2 separate regions of the Homo sapiens genome follow, and region 2 is linked to region 1. A link is an interaction called in ENCODE POLR2A ChIA-PET data of the cell type or tissue named here. Cell type or tissue: GM12878. All regions are shown on one strand. Links, peaks and the distances in the headings refer to the core of each region. The heading gives the core; the rest is flanking DNA. Region 1 has its middle 45 kb from the start of MTPAP. Region 2 overlaps MAP3K8 (mitogen-activated protein kinase kinase kinase 8).

The links. ChIA-PET counts read pairs that join two places held together with the same protein. Peaks named below come from ENCODE experiments on the same cell type or tissue, not always from the same donor. Only the 100,000 strongest peaks of a DNase experiment are listed, where the experiment ranks them.
Region 2: POLR2A ChIA-PET joins it to region 1 with 6 read pairs; 2 of 35 experiments call an interaction of 5 or more read pairs at or near these places.

Annotation. Positions count from the first base shown.
Region 1 is chr10:30,299,320-30,309,449 of GRCh38, forward strand. It overlaps the pseudogene RNU6-598P and the pseudogene EEF1A1P39. Among named protein-coding and RNA genes, the nearest start is that of MTPAP, 45 kb to the right of the region's middle. In GM12878, for the core only: no CTCF peak of the experiment used is centred there; no DNase peak of the experiment used is centred there.
Region 2 is chr10:30,452,159-30,462,288 of GRCh38, forward strand. It overlaps MAP3K8 (mitogen-activated protein kinase kinase kinase 8), which reads left to right. Exons shown (of 9, transcript NM_005204.4): 7 at 5,926-6,078; 8 at 7,097-7,343; 9 at 8,548-9,675. The coding sequence ends at 8,678. Among named protein-coding and RNA genes, the nearest start is that of MAP3K8, 23 kb to the left of the region's middle. In GM12878, for the core only: no CTCF peak of the experiment used is centred there; a DNase peak (open chromatin) is centred at 4,313; H3K27ac peaks cover 1,603 bases.

The DNA of each region.
Region 1 (10,130 bases), core at 3,043-8,042:
AAGGAATTCGAGGCTGCAGAAAGCCCTGATCATGCCACTGCACTCCAGCCTGGGCGACAGAGCAAGACCCTGTCTCAAAAAAATAAATAAATAAATAATTTTTTGTGGAGACAGGGTCTCACTCTGTTGCCAAAGGTGGTCTTGAACTCCTGGGCCCAAGTAATCTGCTTGCCTTGGCCTCCCAAAGTGCTTGGATTACAGGCCTGAGCCATTGCACCCGGCCTCTCAAGACTTTTTTTTTCTTTTTTTTAAAATATGGAATGCTTCACGAATTTGCCTGTCATCTTGTGCAGGTCTATACTAATCTTCTCTCTATCACTCCAATTTTAGTACATGTGCTGCTGAAGCGAGCACTCAAACCATTTTCAAACCAGCTGGGAAGCCTTCCCTGATCTTCTCAGAGACTCATTACGTAACAAGTCCTGTCACATCTTTTGGGGTGTGTATGTGTGTGTGCGTGGCATTATCAATATTGGGAATCTGAACCAAATTCTGGGTGAAGGTCCATCCTTCTTATAAAGAGTGACTATAACATCATTAAATGGCTAAAATTTAAAAGCCTGATGATATTAAATGTTGGTGAAGGTGAGGAGGAAGTAGAACTATTAATATATATATCATGAGAAAGTGAAATTTAAACCCACTTTGGAGAACAATTTGACAACTTTTTGAAAAGCCAAATATATATATACTATGTGATGCATTACTTCCACTCCTAGGCATTTGCCCAAGAAAAAGGAAGCATATGTTCATATAAAGACTTGTATATGATCGGTCACAGCAGCTTTACTTATAACAGCCCCTAAACTGGAAACAACCCAAATGATTAATAAAATGGAACACTATTTGGCAATAAAAGATTGAACTATGCCATTATTGTGCCACTGCACTCCAGCCTAAGCAACAAAGCGAGACCCTGTCTCAAAAAAAAAAAAAAATTGAACAATCAATATATGCAAAAACATGGATGAAACTCAAGCAGATTAAAAGAAGTCAGATAGAATACATACTGTATCTTCCCCTTATAATATTTTTTAGAATATACAAATATCTATGGTTATAGAAAGCAGTTAAGTGCTTGCCTAGGGCCTGGGTTGGGAATGGAGCAGAGGCAGAAAGGAAGAAGAGGGAGGGATACAAAGATGCATCACGAAAACTTTGGAGGTGACAAACATATTTAGTATCTTGATTTTGGTGATTGGTGTATATGTCAGAACTTATGTAATTGTATATTTTAGATATGCACGGTTTCTGATATGCCAATTACACTCAATTTGAAAAAAGGCAATAATTTCATGGCGAGTTGTTGTTGATAGAAAAGAGCTTCATCCATGGTATCCATGGGGATTGTAAAAATAAATCAATAAGAAAAAAAAAAGAAAAGAGCTTCAAGGACTGTTCCTTGGGCATTTCAGAGATCTCCTATCATATGATATTACCTTCAATTTCCTCCTTTTTTTTTCTGAATTCCATCTTCCTCTTTCTTGATTTGCTCTTTCATTTTGATGGAAGACACCCCTCAGTGAAATAGTAAGGGTACTTCTGTAAAAATATTTTTTCCAGCATCAATTTATGACAGTTTGGCTAGGTATAGAATTCCAGGTTAGAATTCTTTCTCCACCAGAACTCTGAAGGCATTGACCATTATCTTGCTACTCCATGATGATGTTAAAAAGATCAAACCTATTTTGATTCCTGATATATTCCTTTTCATACGCCCTTTGGTTCCTTTGTACATAATCTTTCCTTCTCTCCCCATCCCCCATCTCCCTGGAGACCTATAGAATCTTCTAATTGCACCCATCAAAGTTCATGGTAATGTGCTTTAGTGTGAGTTTATTTTTACACATTGTGCTGGTTACTCAGTGAATGCTGTCAACTTGACAGTGCGTATCTTTCAATTCTGGCAAATTTTTTTGTTGATGATTTTCTCTATTATTCAGATTTTGGACCTACTGCTTTGCTCCTTTAATTTGCTTACTTTTTCTTCTTGTTTTCTCTCTCCTACTATCTTTCTTTAATCTTTTTTGGGGGGAAATTTCCTTAACTTTATCCATCAGCCTTTATATTGTGTTTTAAAATTGCATTATTATATTTCATTTTTCAAGAATGTTTTGTTCTGAGTGTTTACTATGTATATGTATGATTCTGTTCTTTAATGAATGCATACATTCACTTGTTTCTCCAAGTATATTCTCCCTCCAAGTACAGGAAAAGTTTTTATCTTTGAGAGGCTCTTGTTCCTGTAGAGTTTCTGTCCTTCGAGTTACTTTGTTTTGGTTTCTTCCATGTTAAGAGGCTCTTCTGATATTGAGTGCATAATTTCTTTACTGCTGCACAAATTCTCAGACTTGGTGGCTTAAAATACCACAAATTCATTATCTTACAGTTCTGGAGGCCAGAAATCCTAAAATCAGGGTGTTGGAAGAGCTGTATTCCTATGGAAGCTCTAGAGAATGTTTCTCTGATGTGCTCATAATCATGCTTTTTTAAAAGTCTGTTTTGGAGCATCAGTGATGGTTACATAATACTTGCTGGTCTCCAGTTTCCACAGGAGTTAGCAATGGTGAAACCATGCTTACATTCAGCTTTCAGTTTTTACAAGACTCAGACATACTTGAAGGAGGCCTTTTCCATCTTGGCAGCCTCCCCCTCAAATTTTTTGATGGTTCTTTTGTCAATCAGATGGTGGGCTTGCCTGAATCTACATGTCCAATGACGGCAATGTTGATATGATTCTTTGTTTTTCCCATTTTGGCCTTAACCCATTTATGCCAAAGGTTGCAAATTTTGGGTGGTGGGGGGGGTGGAATCAGACCTTGGCAATGACCTTGAGCAGGATATAAATGACTCCCACAAGCTTAGCGTTCCAATAATGGAACATTAGGCATAAATGGGTTAATTTAGTGGTGGTTTTCACAATACATATATTTTGGTGGCAAACTTGTTATGAATAAAGCTCTCACAGTCTCCTTTTGGCTGGGACTGATACCCTTGACTTCTTGTTGGCTGTCAGCAGAAATTGCTCTCAACTTTTAGAAGCCACCCTCAGGTCCTAGCCATATGGCCCTCTTAAACATGGCAGTTTACTTCTTCAAAGCCAGCAGGAATTTCTCTCTCCAGCCTACTAAGAAGGAGTCATATTATATAACATAATCACAGGAATAATTATACCATCACCTTTGCAATCTAATGCAACCCAATCAAGGCAATGACTATTCCATCAAATTCAGATTGCAATCACACTCATGGGGAGGAGATTTTCCAGGGTGTGTGCTCCAGAGGACAGAAGTCTCGGAGGTCAGTACAGAATTATGCCTAAAACATCATGCATTAGTTTGAATCTTTCTTTTAGAAAAAGTAGTTTAAAGATTTAGAATGGAAGTTGAGTTCCTAAATTTTTCTTGCTACCATTTCTCAATACCTTTAGAAATCAGTAGCTAAGAACATGATAAGGGAAAGAAAGTAATGTGTATTGATTACCAAATATATACCAGGCACTGTGCTAGGTCCTTGACATTACAGTTTATTCAATATCAGAAAAGAATTACATTTGAACCAAGGAGGTACTATAAGAAACATGTAACCAAATCAGAGTGTTCTGAATACTGGTAAGTGCAGGTAAGAAAATTAGACAATAACAATCGTCATTAAGTTGAAAGGCTATATCTAGTATTTTGAAAATTTCCTAAAAGTATGATTGGGTATGATTTTGATCGTCTTGGAAAACAAATACTCTACATTTCCCAGTGAAATTTGAACATTTTTTCTTTTTAAAGCAAAACAGATTTTAGTTGCACAGAATTTAAAAGACTGTAGCTTATGTAACTAAATTTAATGTCCTAAAATATTTTCTCCTAAATCATGCTGCACATATTTTATTAATCTATGAATAAAATCTATTCCAGGATGGCACTGCACATATTTAATCATAGTCAAATCTTTCTTCATCTAGAAGATCCAATATAGCTAATATTGCTTAGAAAATAGGAACTACAGAGAGCTTTAGAATTAAGAAATATTTTAAACCACATTTAAATTCAAGTATTGTTTAACGCAATTTTTATCCTGAAGCATCAAGATGGAAATACTGTCTTTGTCCAGAGCAATCAAAATTAAAACATCAAATAATTTCAATTTTTCACATAATTTTATTAAATATTTAAAGACTTGAATTAAGGTCTCTGACAATATAATAGTGCTAGAATGTATTTAGCAAATTAAAAATACGAGTTGAAAATTAACTCAAAATAATAACAGCAATTTTTGTTAATTCTGTTACTAAACAAATGTGGGCTACTGAATGTAACTGAAAAACTACAAATATAAACTAGTCATATATTATAGAAATAACTGACTCATAATATACAAACACCTAAATTATTTCACCTATGTAAAAAATTTGTTTTATTCATGAATAAGATATCCTAAAAATAACATATGCTTAAAGTCCAAAAGAGATTTTTTCTAAACTCATAAATCATAAAATTTTAAAAAAGCATTTTGGCCTAAAATGCTCCATTCTTGGTCTCAACCCAGATAAGTATTTCGGAAAACTGGAAGAAAAACTGTATTTCATAGTTGTTTCAGGTATCTCAATGTGGATGGGAAAAGGAGATATTTTTCTCATTCTTATTTGAGCATTTTGTGCACTTATTCACACATGGCACAAATTTAAACTTTGAATTGGCATGTACAAAATCCTCTATGAGGAAATCACAGTCTAGATATAAAAGCTGGCAACTTCTGATTTCTGGAGCATAGCAGAACATTTGCAGTGCCCAGCTTTCATTAGCGGTGAACTAGGCATTCATGTTGGCCAAATTTTGTACTGTTATCCAAAGCTTAATTGAACAGGCACCAGCAAATGAGACATTTGAAAGCTTCTTACAAGGAAGCAAACTAAATAGTACACATTCCTATAAGATAAAATATATATAAGGATCAGAAGCTGGAGTAAAAAAGAATGATGTCCAGTAATGGCAGACTAGGTAATATCCATCAACTCTCTCACTGAAGGAAAACAACCAGAAAAGCTTGGCAAAACAGGCTGGGCGCAGTGGCTCATGCCTACAATCCCAGCACTTTGGGAGGCCGAGGTGGGTGGATCACCTAAGGTCAGGAGTTCGAGACTAACCCGGCCAACATGGCGAAACCCTGTCTCCACTAAAAATATAAAAAATTAGCTGGGTGTGGTGGTATGTGCAGACAGAGTGAGTCTCCATCTCAACAGAAAAGAAAAGGAAAAGACAAGACGGAGGGAGACAGAGAAATAAAGAAAGAGAAAGAGAGAAAGAAGCTTGGAAAAACAAAAACAGCTGCTTGGGGAGAGAGAGAGAGAGACGGGGGTGGGGAAAAGGAAAGGAAAAGGTAAGGAAGGAGGAAGGAAGGAAGGAAGGAAAGAGAGAGAAAGAAGCTTGGAAAAACAAAAACAGCTGCTTGAAAGCATCCGACTGCTAACAAAGGAGTGAAAAATTACAAAATTGTGAAGAAGTAGACTTAAGCAAGTGAGCCTAGCATTTGGGGTTGCTACCCGCTAGGGACATCTGCTGATGAAGTAGATCAGAGGGGAGCAGAGGTTTCAAAAAACTTGCAGGGATAGGAGACAAAAAGGACTTCAGGGCCCACCAAGGAAAAGGGACCCTGGTCAGCACTCCAGGTTTTGGACTGAGATCTTCCCCACCACAGTGCAAGTTAATGATGAACTAGAATCTGGAATTGAATCCAACTTCAAAATCTCAAACCCTTTCTGGATTAAAGTGATCCAGGATCATAAATACCCCTACCCATCCCCCAGAAACAAAAGTAAATCCTTTCTGAAGGAAGAGAAAACATCATCCTCCCTCGAAGTAATTCCTACTATTTCTCCCATCCAGTATCAACACACAAAGCCACCACTGCCACCACCAGGTATACCAGGAGAGAAGTCAACATCATGAAAAACAGAAACAGACCCACAGGGGAACCACATGATCAACTTCTCAGACACAGGCTTTAAAATAACTGTGTCAACCTGAAAAAAATATACTGAAATTGAGAATTCAATAAATGGATTTTTAAAATTAGACACAGATGAAAAAAGTTGATAAACTGCTATATAGGTCAGAATTCTGGCCAAACACAGTGGCTCATGCCTGTAATCCCAGCACTTGGGGAGGCCGAGGCGGGTGGATCACCTGAGGTCAAGAGTTCAAGACCAGCCTGACCAACATGGTGAAACCCCATCTCCACTAAAAATACAAAAATTAGCTGGGTGTGGTGGTGGGTGCCTGTAATCCCAGCTACTCAGGAGGCTGAGGCAGGAGAATTGCTTGAACCCCGGAGGCGGAGGTTGCAGTGAGCTAAGATCATGCCACTGCACTCCAGCCTGGGCGACAGAGCAAGACCCTGTCTCAAAAACAAACAAACAAACAAACAAAAAAGAAGTAAATTCTTGGAGTGAAGGGAGACACAAGAGTAGAAAATACAGGAAAGTATAGAAGAGACATAGGGAATTAAGCAAAAAGACCTAATAAATGTTAAGTGGAATCCCAGAGGAATGAAGGTGAATGTAGCCAAAGCAATATTTGAAAATTGTTGAGTTTTCTACAACTAATAAAAAATATTTTCAAGTCATTAAGTAATGTTGAACAGCTTATGTGAACAATGTTGAACAATCATATGTGCTGACATCATCAGCATAATCTATGTTGTAGGAACTCCCTAAGACAATCCCCTATCTTCAATAAATTGCAAGCGAAAAAAGAGATGAAGTATAAACCTGGAATCTAAGAGAGTTAAGAAACAGACCATCCAATCACAATATGTGGACTCTAATTGGATACTGATTCAAACAATTGCACTAGGAAAAAGCCATCGTGATATCCACAAGACAATGGGGAGCTTGAACAGTAATCAAATACGATGATATTATTAGAGAATTACTGTTTTTGTTTGTTCCATTTTGGTCTGACAATGATTTTGTGATTATATTAGAACAAAAGTTATCTTTTAGAAATATTACATACTTACAGATGAAATGGCAGAATGGAATTTGCTTAAAATAATACAGAAGTGGTAAGTTAATGGGGTTATAAATTAAAAGCAATTGGCCATGAATTAATTGTTGAAAGAGGTGACGGATGTGTGCCAAGTTCATTACGCTTTTCAATTTACTTTTGCCTGTGTTCAAAATTCTCCATAGTAAAGTTTCATACAATTATTAGTGAGCTTGCTTTCCTTGCTAATCAGCCAGTTTCATAACCCACCCCTTTTACTCCAGTTTTCAAGACAGGGTAGAACTAGAGAGAAATGTCAATATGCTTTAATTTTATAAGAGGAAAAGCTTCAGAAACGTAAGACTTCCGTTGTACCCAACAAGTTTAACATGTTAAAGAATTTTAGTGACACGGAGCATGATGCAGGCTTAATGTGGAATCTTTTCATTAGTTTGCTCCATTTTATTTGACAGCATCCATTACAGTAACTTTTCAATGTGCCACACTTCAAAATAAACCCAGGCAAAAGTAACAACCTATAATTTTATTTTTCACTAATAATTAATTAAATTTATTTATTTTTGAGACAGAGTCTCACTCTGTCATCCAAGCTGGAGTGCAGTGGAGTGATCTCATCTTACTGCAACCTCCAACCCTCAGGTTCAAATGATTCTCCTGCCTCAGCCTCTCGAGTAGCTGGGATTGGGCATGTGCCACCACGCCCAGCTAATTTTTGTATTTTTAGAAGAGACAGAGTTTCACCATGTTGGCCAGGCTGGTCTTGAACTCCTGACCTCAAGTGATCCGCCTGCCTTGGCCTCCCAAAGTACTGGGATTACAGGAGTGAGCCACTGGGCCTGGCCTACTTTTCATTAATTTAGACTTGGCCTGTTCCAAATTAGGTATTTTCCCCATACCATGTATTCATCATAGTATAGTATCTAGAGTTTCAAGTTAGATTTTTTCTTTTTTCTTTTCTTTTTTTTTTTTTTTTTTTTGAGGTAGAGTCCTGATGTCACCCAGGCTGGAGTGCAGTGGCACAATCTCAGCTCACTGCAACCTCCGCCTCCCAGGTTCAAGCGATTCTCCTGCCTCAGCCTCCCGAGTAGCTGGGATTACAGGTGCCTGCCACCATGCCCAGCTAATTTTTGTATTTGTAGAAACGGGGTTTTGCCATGTTGGCCAGGCTTGTCTGGAACTCCTGACCTCAACTGATCCACCCGCTTCGGCCTCCCAAAGTGCTAGGATGACAGGCGTGAGCCACCGCGCCCGGCCAAGTTAGACCTTTTTAATACTCTCTTTAAAATATGCCTTAGCACCACATTCTAGAAGCTTAGAAACTCTGCTATGGGGGAAAATTTTTGCAACATATTCATCTTAGAAAAATGAATAATGCTTTTAATCTAGCTTTGACTCCACTGAGTACCGAAAGGGGGTGGATACACACACAGATAACATAAAACACGAGCAATCACATTTAAAAGATAAAGTACATTTTTTAATAATTTGTGGTGATTTGATATATCCTGTATCACAAATACTATAGATTAAAGATTCTATCTACAGTACTTTCTGATAGTTGCTACATGGGAATTCCAGAGGAACACTGTAATGTTTATATTCTTTGGAATCCGTATCCACAAGTAATTGAATTCATTGTGGAAACCCAAATAAGTCTTTCAAGTATTTAAAATAAATTTGCCAAGATGAAAAGGGACTTCTGGTCGTGTTTTCATTCTTTTCCAAGTATATATGTAAAGAATTTTTCATTAATAAGGCTTTACATACAATCATATGTAAGCCATGAGCTGTTACTTCCTGCTGATAGCTTTAAACTACTTAAGCTTTACTTTCTTATTAAACACTAAGGAGAAAGACTCTTCTGAGGCATATGAGAGACAGTCACCTTCTGGCCTTTTGTGGAAAATTTAACAGCCAAATTTTATCTAACTTAATGATAAAACCTATACTCAAGTACTCAAATTTGTTGTTATTATTATTTTTGGCTGAGATGGAGTCTTGCTCTGTTGCCCAGGCTGGAGTACAGTGGCATGATCTCGGCTCACTGCAACCTCCATCTCCCGGGTTCAAGCAATTCTCCTGCCTCAGCCTCCTGAGTAGCTGGGACTATAGGCACTCGCCACCATGCCTGGCTAATTTTTGTATTTTTAGTAGAGACAGGGTTTCACCATGTTGACCCGGCTGGTCTTGAACCTCTGACCTCATGATCTGCCCGCCTCGGCCTCCCAAAGTGCTGGGATTACAGGCATAAGCCACCGTGCCCGGCCAAATTTGTTATTTTTAAAAGAAAGGAATCATGGCTGGGCATGGTGGCTCACACCTGTCATCCCAGCACTCTGGGAAGCTGAGGTGGGCAGATTACTTGAGTCCAGGAGTTCAAGACCAGCCTGAGCAACATGGTGAAACCCTGTCCCTGTCTCTACAACAAAATACAAAAATTAGCTGAGAGTAGTGGGGCACACTTGTAGTCCCAGCTACCCAGGAGGCTGAGGTGGGAGGATCGCTTGAGCCTGGGAGGTGGAGGTTGCAGTGAGGCTGAGATTGTGCCACTGCAGTCCAGCGCAGCCTGGGCAACAAACTGAGACGGTGTCTCAACAACAACAACAACAAAAAAGCCATGATCTAAAACTACTAGGTATCAACAGATTAATCATCTAAAAGCTGCTTTTTTATTATCCCTTTGCATGAAAACCATCAATGGGCCGGGCGTGGTGGCTCACGCCTGTAATCCCAGCATTTTGAGGGGCTGAGGCAGGCAGATCACCTGAGGTCAGGAGTTTGAGACCAGCCTGGCCTGCATGGCAAAACCCCATCTCCACTAAAAATACAAAAATTAGCTGGGTGAGGTGGTGTGTGCCTGTAATCCCAGCTATTCAGGAGGCTGAGGCCTGAGAATTGCTTGAACCCAGGAGGTAGAGGTTGCAGTGAGCTGAGATCGCACCACTGCACTCCAGCCTGGGCAACAGAGCTAGACTCTGCCTCAAAAACAACAACAACAAATCATCAATGATTTACCAATGAAGATATACTCAACCTCCTTAACTTGAAATTGGCAGTTCTTCCCCATCTTGCTCAACCTTAACTTCTGCGTATCACATTAAAAACTACATCCTAGCCAATCTGGACCCCTAG
Region 2 (10,130 bases), core at 2,354-7,353, 150 kb after region 1:
CCCCATCTCTATAAAAAAAAACTGGTTTAGGCTGGGCACGGTGGCTCAAACCTGTCATCCCAGCACTTTGGGAGGCTGAGATGGGCGGATCACCTGAGGTCGGGAGTTTGAGACAAGCCTGACCAACATGGAGAAACCCCGTCTCTACTAAAAATACAAAATTAACCAGGCGTGGTGGCGGGCACCTGTAATCCCAGCTACTCGGGAGGCTGAGGGAGGAGAATCATCTGAACTCAGGAGGCAGAGGTTGAGGTGAGCCGAGATCGTGCCATTGCACTCCAGCCTGGGCAACAAGAGTGAAACTCCATCTCAAAAAAAAAAAAAATTAGCTCAGTGTGGTGGTACACGCCTGTAGTCTCAGCTAGTTGGGAGGCTGAGGTAGGAGGATTGCTTGAGCCCAGGAGTTCAAGGCTGCAGTGAGCCATGGGCATTCCAGCCTGGATGACAGAACGAGATGTTGCTTCAAAAAAAAAAAAAGCCCCCCAAAATAGATCATATCCACAGTTCGGCTTTATTTTGTGTGTTTTTGTTTTTGTTTTTGAGACAGAGTCTTGCTCCATCGCCCAGGCTGTAGGACAGTGGCGCATGATCTCAGCTCACTGTAATCTCCACCTCCTGGGTTCAAGCGCTTCTTAGTCTCCTGAGTAGTTGAGATTACAGGCATGTGCCACCACATCCAGCTAATTTTTTTTTTTTTTCAGTAGAGATGCAGGTTTCACTATGTTGGCCAGGCTGGTCATGAACTGTTGGCCTCAAGTGATCCTCCCACCTCAGCCTCCCAAAGTGCTGGGACTACAGGTTTGAGCCCCCGTGTCTGGCCCACAGTTCAGCTTTAATAATAATTATAGAATTAGAGTTAACTTTATAATAAGTTTAGCACTTAAAAAGCAGTATGTTATTTAATCCTTACAACAACCCAGTTGTTGCTATTGTTATTCTTATTTTACAATCAAGGAAATAAGTTTGCAGAGATTAAAATAAAGTGTCCAGAGTCACTCAGTGACAGACCCTGGACTTGAACCCAGTTCTTTCTAAGTCTAACCCTAAGGTCTAACTGCTACATAACTTTAAAAAATTATAATATTACATACATTATTAAAATATATTAGTGATATAACTAATATCACTGAGTTTTGGCTCAATGACAGTCTTAACTATGGTCATTAATATTTATGAGGACTCTAAAGGCCTCTCTTTGAGCCTAGGAATTCTATAATAAACCTCAAGTAGTGAGCATAAATGTATCTTATTTAAAGATGTAAAACAGCACTCATGTTTAACTCATCTGTGAAGCAAAAAACGACCCAGAAAAGCCTTTCTTTCCTGACTCTAAATGAGATTCTGAAAAATGCGTTCGCGGGCTTCCAAGTAATGTATTTAACATTCACATCATTAGGCTGACTGGGTGATTCAATTAGCCAGTGTCCACTGGGCATCTGCTATGTGGCAGGTTCTTGTGAGCACCAACGAGGAAGCATGACACAAGGCAGTGAGGAGCAAGCCTTAGTGGTACTCCAGCGATCCTCACTCTTTGGTGGGAGGACTTACTTTAAATTACCTGAATTATTAAAAGAGCAACCGTTTAGGGATGGGCGTGGTGTTCTCACACCTGTAATCCCAACCGTTCGAAAGGCCAAGGAGGTGGGGGTGGTTTGCTTGAGCCTGGGGGTTCGAGACCAGCCTGAGCAATAGAGTCAGACCTCATCTCTTTTGAAAAAAAAAAAGAAAAAAAGAAGGAAGGGAGGGAGGGAGAGAGAGAAGGAAGGAAGGAAGGAAGGAAGGAAGGAAGGAAGGAAGGAGAAAGAAAAAGGAAGGAAGGAAAGAAAAAGAAGGAAAGAAAGAAAGAAAGCATGCACAACAGTTTAGTTCACAGTTGATTGTGATGGGCACAAGGTTGGATGCAAGCAGGAAGGTAAATGGGTGTAAAAGCTGCCTCCTTGGCCCCTCACCACTACCGGGGGAAGCTGCACTGCCTGAGCCACTCAGCCCCATGCCCTTCTCTTTGCTGGAAGTGCCCATAGGAAATAGAGAGAGGGTCTTTGGCTGCACCTCTATGTCAGGATTACCAGGTCAGTCTTGGTGTTCAATCAGATGACAACCCTTAGTCTAGTCTAGCTAGTATACGTGTTGCACTGAACTGGATTGCAGCCACAAAAAAATTGTCTTCCTTTCAAACCAGATTCTTCCAGCCTGGGCAACATAGTGAGACCCCATCGCTACAAAAAGTAAACAAACAAACAAACAAAAACTTTACTTTTTGTAAAAATGGCATGGTGGTGCATGTCTGTAGTCCCAGCTACTCAAGAGACTGAGGTGGGAGGATTGCTTGAGCCCAGGATGAGGCTGCAGTGAGCTGTGATTATGCCACTGCACCCATAGCCTGGAAAATAGAACAAGACCTTGTCCTAAAAAAAAAAAAAACGCCAAGATTCTGTAAGTCCTTTCTCAACTCTCTCAAAGCCAGCACTCTCCCGGGCAGCAGAAGAAATCCTTGCTTTTGTGAATATTACTGAAGTTATTATTGAAAATGCTCGAGCGAGGATTCTTGACGGTTGTCTTTGAGCAGAACAATATTCAGAAGGGAAGCTGTACTTTTTTTTTTTTTTTAAGAATGCTTAGTCCCCAGATCTTAAGAATACTTTACCAAAGTGTGAGGTCTAATAAGACTTAATGCTTACGACATGTTTTCTTTGGAAAATGTTTCAGCATATTTGGCATTAGTCAGGAGTTCAGATATGTAATATTCCACCACCCTTTTTCCTGGAACCAGTTTGAAAAACAAACTATTTATGGTATTAAAGATGGAAAATACTTTTCTCTTCCTGGCAATGTGGTGAAGTTGAACATTTTGCAACATTGGAGAAAGAAGTGTTCTTTCTGGGGCTGTCTAGCGGAATGCATGGATATGAGATAATAACATATTTTACTCCTGAGTAGTATTTGGATCAGGTTTTTTTTGGCAAATGCAAATTGCTTTTTGTGAAGTGCAAAACTGTGCCTTGGTGTTTATAAATATAAACTCTCTTCTAATCAGCCTGCATTTAATATCTGCCTAGTACACACGAGTTGAAGTTTGATAATGAACAAAGTTGTGAAGTGACCAGTGAAACCTTTCAACAAGCTTGCTTTTACCCTTCCTACTTAAAGAGCCAGGAGATCTAATTAGTCAACTGTGCAGACTGGCTGATGTTAGAATTTGATCATGTGGCTACTGCACAGTCATAGACAATTTCTGATTTCTGCAGTATAGCTCCCAAATGCAAACCCTGGTTACCCCTGTTTGATTGCTCTCTCTAAGCATTGGTATTCAGAGCATTCTATTGTAACCATGTAATACACATCCAGGGTTAATCCAGCATATACAGAATAGACTGTTTTTGAGTTGCAAGGTACAGAGAGAGAATACATAGTGAATGCGAATAACAAATCAGAATTACTTTTAGAACTTGGTCCTTTTTGAAAAATCCTTCTAAGTCTGCTTGGTTTTACCTTTGTAAGTTAACATATAGTCATCACATGCACATATACGCACACACACGGTCTCTTTCCCTTTCTAATAAACATATTGAAAGGTGAAGGGTTCGATCGCTGACATCAAGGTTTTCTCTTGCTCCAGTGCCCTGCCCCGAGGGTGCAGAACTCTCAGAGAGCCCTGTGTTGGTCCCACCAGGGCTGTTTCATGCCTTCTAATCAGCCAGAGTGCTCGAACATTATGCCCTGCTGCTCCCTGATCTAACTGGTAGTTGGTAGAGCTTGAGGAACAAGAGCTCCGAGCCAGGAAGCTCTGGGGTTTCTACCTGAGTGGCAGCACCCAGGCCACCAGGCTTACAGATGTTCCATCCCCCCAGGCTGCCTAGGCGTGCAGTCACATAGAACCTGCAGAGCCACCTCTGCACAACCCCTGTGGGCTACACCAGCAGTGGGCACTCCGCCCAATCCTTGCTTTATTGGCAGGGAGGAGGGGGTACAGGAGAGAAGATAGGCATCCTCTATGGACAGTTAATAATACCCATTGCATTTCTTTTTCTTTTTTATTTGATTGTGGTAAGAACACTTAGCATGAACTCTACCCTCTCAACACATTTTTAAGTATACAATACACTATTGTTGACTATAGGTACAATGTTGTGCATTAATTTTTTAAGTTTGTGATATATTTAGTAGCAAAGTCCTTCTGGAAAGTCCTCTGGCTCTGCTGCAGGGAAAGCTTGAGAACGGGAGCTCAGTTTCACCTGTTTGCTGAGAGCAAAAGGAAGCTGGCCCGGAAGTGGCTTGCAGGAAGGAGTTGAGCAGGGTTAGGGTGGGGAGACTGGGCAGTTTCTCTGGTTTTTGTAAGCTAGTTCTCTAATTACTTACCCTGAAATGTGTTCCGGAAACACTGACCTCCATTCTCTTATTCACATGGCAGACAGTGTACAAGCTGTTTCAAGCGAAATACTGATAATCAGGATATTAACTACTATATGTCTGCACCAGCCATGAATACAAATCACTGGTCACCAGTGTTTGCTCTGTTCCTTTTTAAAAAAATGTTTAATTAAATTAGGTAACTAATTAATTTGTAAAGATGGGGGGTCTCCATCTTGTCCAGACTAGTCTCAAACTCCTGGGCTCAAGCAATCTTCCTGCCTCGGCCTTCCAAAGTGCTGAGATTCAGTGGCTCACGCCTGTAATCCCCACACTTTGGGAGGCCGAGGCAGGTGGATCACGAGGTCAGGAGTTCGAGACCAGCCTGGCCAACATGGTGAAACCCCATCTCTACTAAAAATACAAAAATTAGCCAGGCGTGGTAGCACATGCCTGTAATCCCAGCTAGTTGGGAGGCCGAAGCAGGAGAATAGCTTGAACCCGGGAGGCAGAGGTTGCAGTGAACCGAGATCGCACCATTGCATTCCAGCCTGGGTGACAGAGGGAGACCCCATCTCGAAAAAAAAAAAAAGCCAAAGTGCTGAGATTATAGACATGAGCCACCATGCCCCACCTCTCTTTGTTTCTTTCTTAAGTTTAGAAATAAATGCTCGTTAGAGAAACTATTTATAAAACCAGCCCTGTTTATTCAGCATGGACTCATGAGACCAAATATAACTTATACAATGTTAATATGGCTGCATTTAATATTTAGTCACTGGGCTACATAGTAGGTAAAAATAACAGATAGTTTGTAAAAATGACTCTTTAGAATCACTTCTACAATATTACACTTTATTTTTTAAGTTTTTCCCTTTCAAGAAATTTGTGTTAATACCCTATAGACTTCTATCACCTTTTATCATTGCAGATATTTAGAAGGTTAGCAGTGTAATGACAAACAGATAAAGAAGTCTGTTTGTAGTTCATTTAAATATAAAAGGAATTGGCGTTTTAGTTGAAAACTTAGCTACACCTGATCAGTGTACTGCAGAACTTTGATGAGTGGGAGTCCCTGATAGATTCCTGGTTCTAGGCTCTTTGCCACCAGATCAACCAGAAAAAGGTGGTGTTTTGTTTTGTTTTGTTTTGTTTTTTGAGACTGAGTCTCGCTCTGTCTCCCAGGCTGGAGTGCAGTGGTGCGATCTCGGCTCACAGCAGCCTCCGCCTTCCGAGCTCAAGCGATTCTCCTTGCCTCAGCCTCCCAAGTAGATGGGATTACAGGTGCCCATCACCATGCCCAGCTGATTTTTGTATTTTTAGTAGAGACCAGGCTGGTTTTGAACTCCTGATCCGCCCACCTCAGCTGGGATTATAGGTGTGAGCCACCGCGCCCGGCCAGGTGTTCTTCATCAGACTGCAGGGACACCTCCAGCAATTGCTGCATGGTTCCTGGGGAATGCCTGCATTATTCTCCTAGTTTAAGGCAAATGAGCCAATTTCCAGAACTGGATTAGGGAAATGGAAACCCACACAAAGGAGGGGAATGAAGCTGAATGTTTCCCACTTCTTTTTCAGATTTACATGAGCCCAGAGGTCATCCTGTGCAGGGGCCATTCAACCAAAGCAGACATCTACAGCCTGGGGGCCACGCTCATCCACATGCAGACGGGCACCCCACCCTGGGTGAAGCGCTACCCTCGCTCAGCCTATCCCTCCTACCTGTACATAGTAAGTGGGGTTCAACCAGGGCTGGGGGCGGCGGGGGGGGGCGTTGAGTTATGCATCCCGCAGGCTTGGGAGGGACTGCTCTGCCTTCTATACCACCCCCATCTGAATGAGGCAATGGTGAAATGACAGGTAGCTACAAGTTCTTCCCATGTAGAAGCAAGCTCCATTCTTGCAAAGAAAACATAGCTATTTTAGTGGGAGCTTACTAAAATGTGCATTGGGCATAATTTATGCTATTCCATTGTATGTGTAATAATGCAACACTACTTAGTAGCATCAGAGTAGCATAAATATTTCAGCAAAGGAAGTTGTATGTGTTCTTTGAACAGTTAAAACATTTTTTATTATTAATGTTCACACCAGTGTGGCTTGTAGTGGAACATGCAATTCCCATTTTACTGTTGATAAATTCAGGAGCAGACACTTCCCTGTTACTGCACAGTGACTTTTGGGACACTGATTTGAAGCTGTCACTGACATTCAAACCTATCACTTATCTTTTGTAACATTAAATCAGAAGATGGGTTTAACCTGGTATCCTTTAGAAATTAAAGTGGGCCAAGCACGGTGGCTCACGCCTGTAATCTCAGCACTTTAGAAAGCCAAAACAAAAGGATCTCTTGAGCCCAGAAATTCAAGACCAGCCTGGGCAACAAAGCAAGACCCCATCGCTACAAAAAATTAAAAAAATTAGCTAGGTGTGGTGGTGTATGCCCTGTGGTCCCAGTTGCATGGGAGGCTGAGGTGAGAGGATCACTTGAGCCCAGGAGTTCGAGGCTACGGTGAGTTGTGTTGGTGCCACTGTACTCCAGCCTGGATGACAGAGCAAAGACCCTGTCTCAAAAGGAAAAGAAAAAAGAAATTAAAGGGAAGCTTGCTTGCTTAAGGGCTGAACTGCATTCGTTGCAGGGCATGTGGTGGAAAACGGATTACTTTCTAGGTCCTGGTACTAGCATGCTTTTGCTGTTGAGGGTGTATCACCATACCTTTGATGCTAAGAGAGCTGGTTTGTTGATAGATCCACAAGCAAGCACCTCCACTGGAAGACATTGCAGATGACTGCAGTCCAGGGATGAGAGAGCTGATAGAAGCTTCCCTGGAGAGAAACCCCAATCACCGCCCAAGAGCCGCAGACCTACTAAAACATGAGGCCCTGAACCCGCCCAGAGAGGATCAGCCACGCTGTCAGAGTCTGGACTCTGCCCTCTTGGAGCGCAAGAGGCTGCTGAGTAGGAAGGAGCTGGAACTTCCTGAGAACATTGCTGGTAGGGACACCCTGCTGTGTGCCGCACACTTACTTCCCTTCTCTTTCTGTCCACATCAAACCTCTGATGTAGTTCATGAAAGCACTTGGAAAAAAAGGAAATGACTTCTTGAGTACCATACCTTGCTTGAGAAATTTCAGCAAGATTAGCAGAAGCATGTTTTTTTTTTTAAATTGGCTAATTTAGCACCAAATTATAACAGATTTTCAGTGCAAGTGTAGGTAGCACAGTCACTGGAAAATGCTTCTGACTTGCTTTTTTGCAACTTGCTTTTTTACAACTTTTGTCTTTGAAAACAGATTGAGCATGACAGCTTTGCAGTTGGTTCTTCTTAACTCACTTTTTTTTTCTTTTTTTTTGAGATGGAGTCTTGCTCTGTTGCCGAGGCTGGAGTGCAGTGGCATGATCTTGGGTCACTGCAACCTCTGCCTCCCGGTTTCAAGTGATTCTCATGCCTCAGCCTCCTGAGTAGCTGGGATTACAGGTGCCCACCACCACGTCTGGCTAATTTTTGTATTTTTAGTAGAGATGGGGTTTCACCGTGTTGGCCAGGCTGGTCTCGAACTCCTGACCTCAGGCAATCCACCTGCCTTGGCCTCCCAAAGTGTGGGGATTACAGGCGTGAGCAACCATGCCCAGCCTAACTCATTTATATTAAGCCACCCCAGTCCTTGGTGGGGGAACATCATGGCACTGCCCTGCACAGATAAAATACTCAGTTTGAAGTCAACTTGCATTTCCATCTTCCTTGGCTTAAAATCTTGCCAGTTGTAAATTTTTCCCACTTAGGAAAGTCAGTATGCTTTCCAGGAGCATTGAATATGCATAAAGAGGGATTTCCATTTTTATTAAAAGTCTGTGGCATTCTTAATCCATTTAGGTCCAAACCGAGATGTCAAGCCTGGTGCGCTTGTTTATATTTCTTTGCTGCTTGTCTAACTTTTGTGTATTTAAAGAGAGCAATCTGGCTGTTGGAAAAATATGCCAGGATTTCTAACTAATTTCTTGTCTCCATTGACTCCTGTTTGAACTTTTTGTTCTATGTCATATTATGTGAACTTAGCCATAGTGTTCAAAGACCCATCTTTCACGCTTAAGACACTGTTTTATTAGGCCCCAAAGATTTATTTCACTGCAGAAGGAACAGGTATTTATCATTTGACACGTTTTCTTGTTACTTACTTTGTAATGTTTTCCTTTTCAGATTCTTCGTGCACAGGAAGCACCGAGGAATCTGAGATGCTCAAGAGGCAACGCTCTCTCTACATCGACCTCGGCGCTCTGGCTGGCTACTTCAATCTTGTTCGGGGACCACCAACGCTTGAATATGGCTGAAGGATGCCATGTTTGCTCTAAATTAAGACAGCATTGATCTCCTGGAGGCTGGTTCTGCTGCCTCTACACAGGGGCCCTGTACAGTGAATGGTGCCATTTTCGAAGGAGCAGTGTGACCTCCTGTGACCCGTGAATGTGCCTCCAAGCGGCCCTGTGTGTTTGACATGTGAAGCTATTTGATATGCACCAGGTCTCAAGGTTCTCATTTCTCAGGTGACGTGATTCTAAGGCAGGAATTTGAGAGTTCACAGAAGGATCGTGTCTGCTGACTGTTTCATTCACTGTGCACTTTGCTCAAAATTTTAAAAATACCAATCACAAGGATAATAGAGTAGCCTAAAATTACTATTCTTGGTTCTTATTTAAGTATGGAATATTCATTTTACTCAGAATAGCTGTTTTGTGTATATTGGTGTATATTATATAACTCTTTGAGCCTTTATTGGTAAATTCTGGTATACATTGAATTCATTATAATTTGGGTGACTAGAACAACTTGAAGATTGTAGCAATAAGCTGGACTAGTGTCCTAAAAATGGCTAACTGATGAATTAGAAGCCATCTGACAGCAGGCCACTAGTGACAGTTTCTTTTGTGTTCCTATGGAAACATTTTATACTGTACATGCTATGCTGAAGACATTCAAAACGTGATGTTTTGAATGTGGATAAAACTGTGTAAACCACATAATTTTTGTACATCCCAAAGGATGAGAATGTGACCTTTAAGAAAAATGAAAACTTTTGTAAATTATTGATGATTTTGTAATTCTTATGACTAAATTTTCTTTTAAGCATTTGTATATTAAAATAGCATACTGTGTATGTTTTATATCAAATGCCTTCATGAATCTTTCATACATATATATATTTGTAACATTGTAAAGTATGTGAGTAGTCTTATGTAAAGTATGTTTTTACATTATGCAAATAAAACCCAATACTTTTGTCCAATGTGGTTGGTCAAATCAACTGAATAAATTCAGTATTTTGCCTTAGTTGTTGTGAAGCCTGTGATTCTCAGCTGGGACTGAGGATGGGCTATAGGAGTTGAGTTATAGATTGGAAGGAAATGTGTATCATAAGAAGGCAAAAAATACCAGGAGCTTTGCAAATTGTATTAATACACTCCTTTTCTATTGCTCTTGTATGAAGCTATTGTCAGCTGGAATGGTTTGCATCCCCCGGTACATTGAGGTAGAAAAAACAATTGTGGTTGTGCCTGTAATCCCAGCACTTTGGGATGCTGAAGCGGGAAAACTGGTTGAGCCCAAGAGTTCAAGACCAGCCTGGCCAACATGATGAAATCCCATCTCTACAAAAAATACAAAAATTTGCCAGGTGTGATGGTGCATGCCTGTAGTCCCAGCTACTCAGGTGGCTGAGATGTGAGGATCACTTAAGCCTGGGAGGCGAAGGTTGCAGTGAGCCAAGATCATGCCACACTACACTC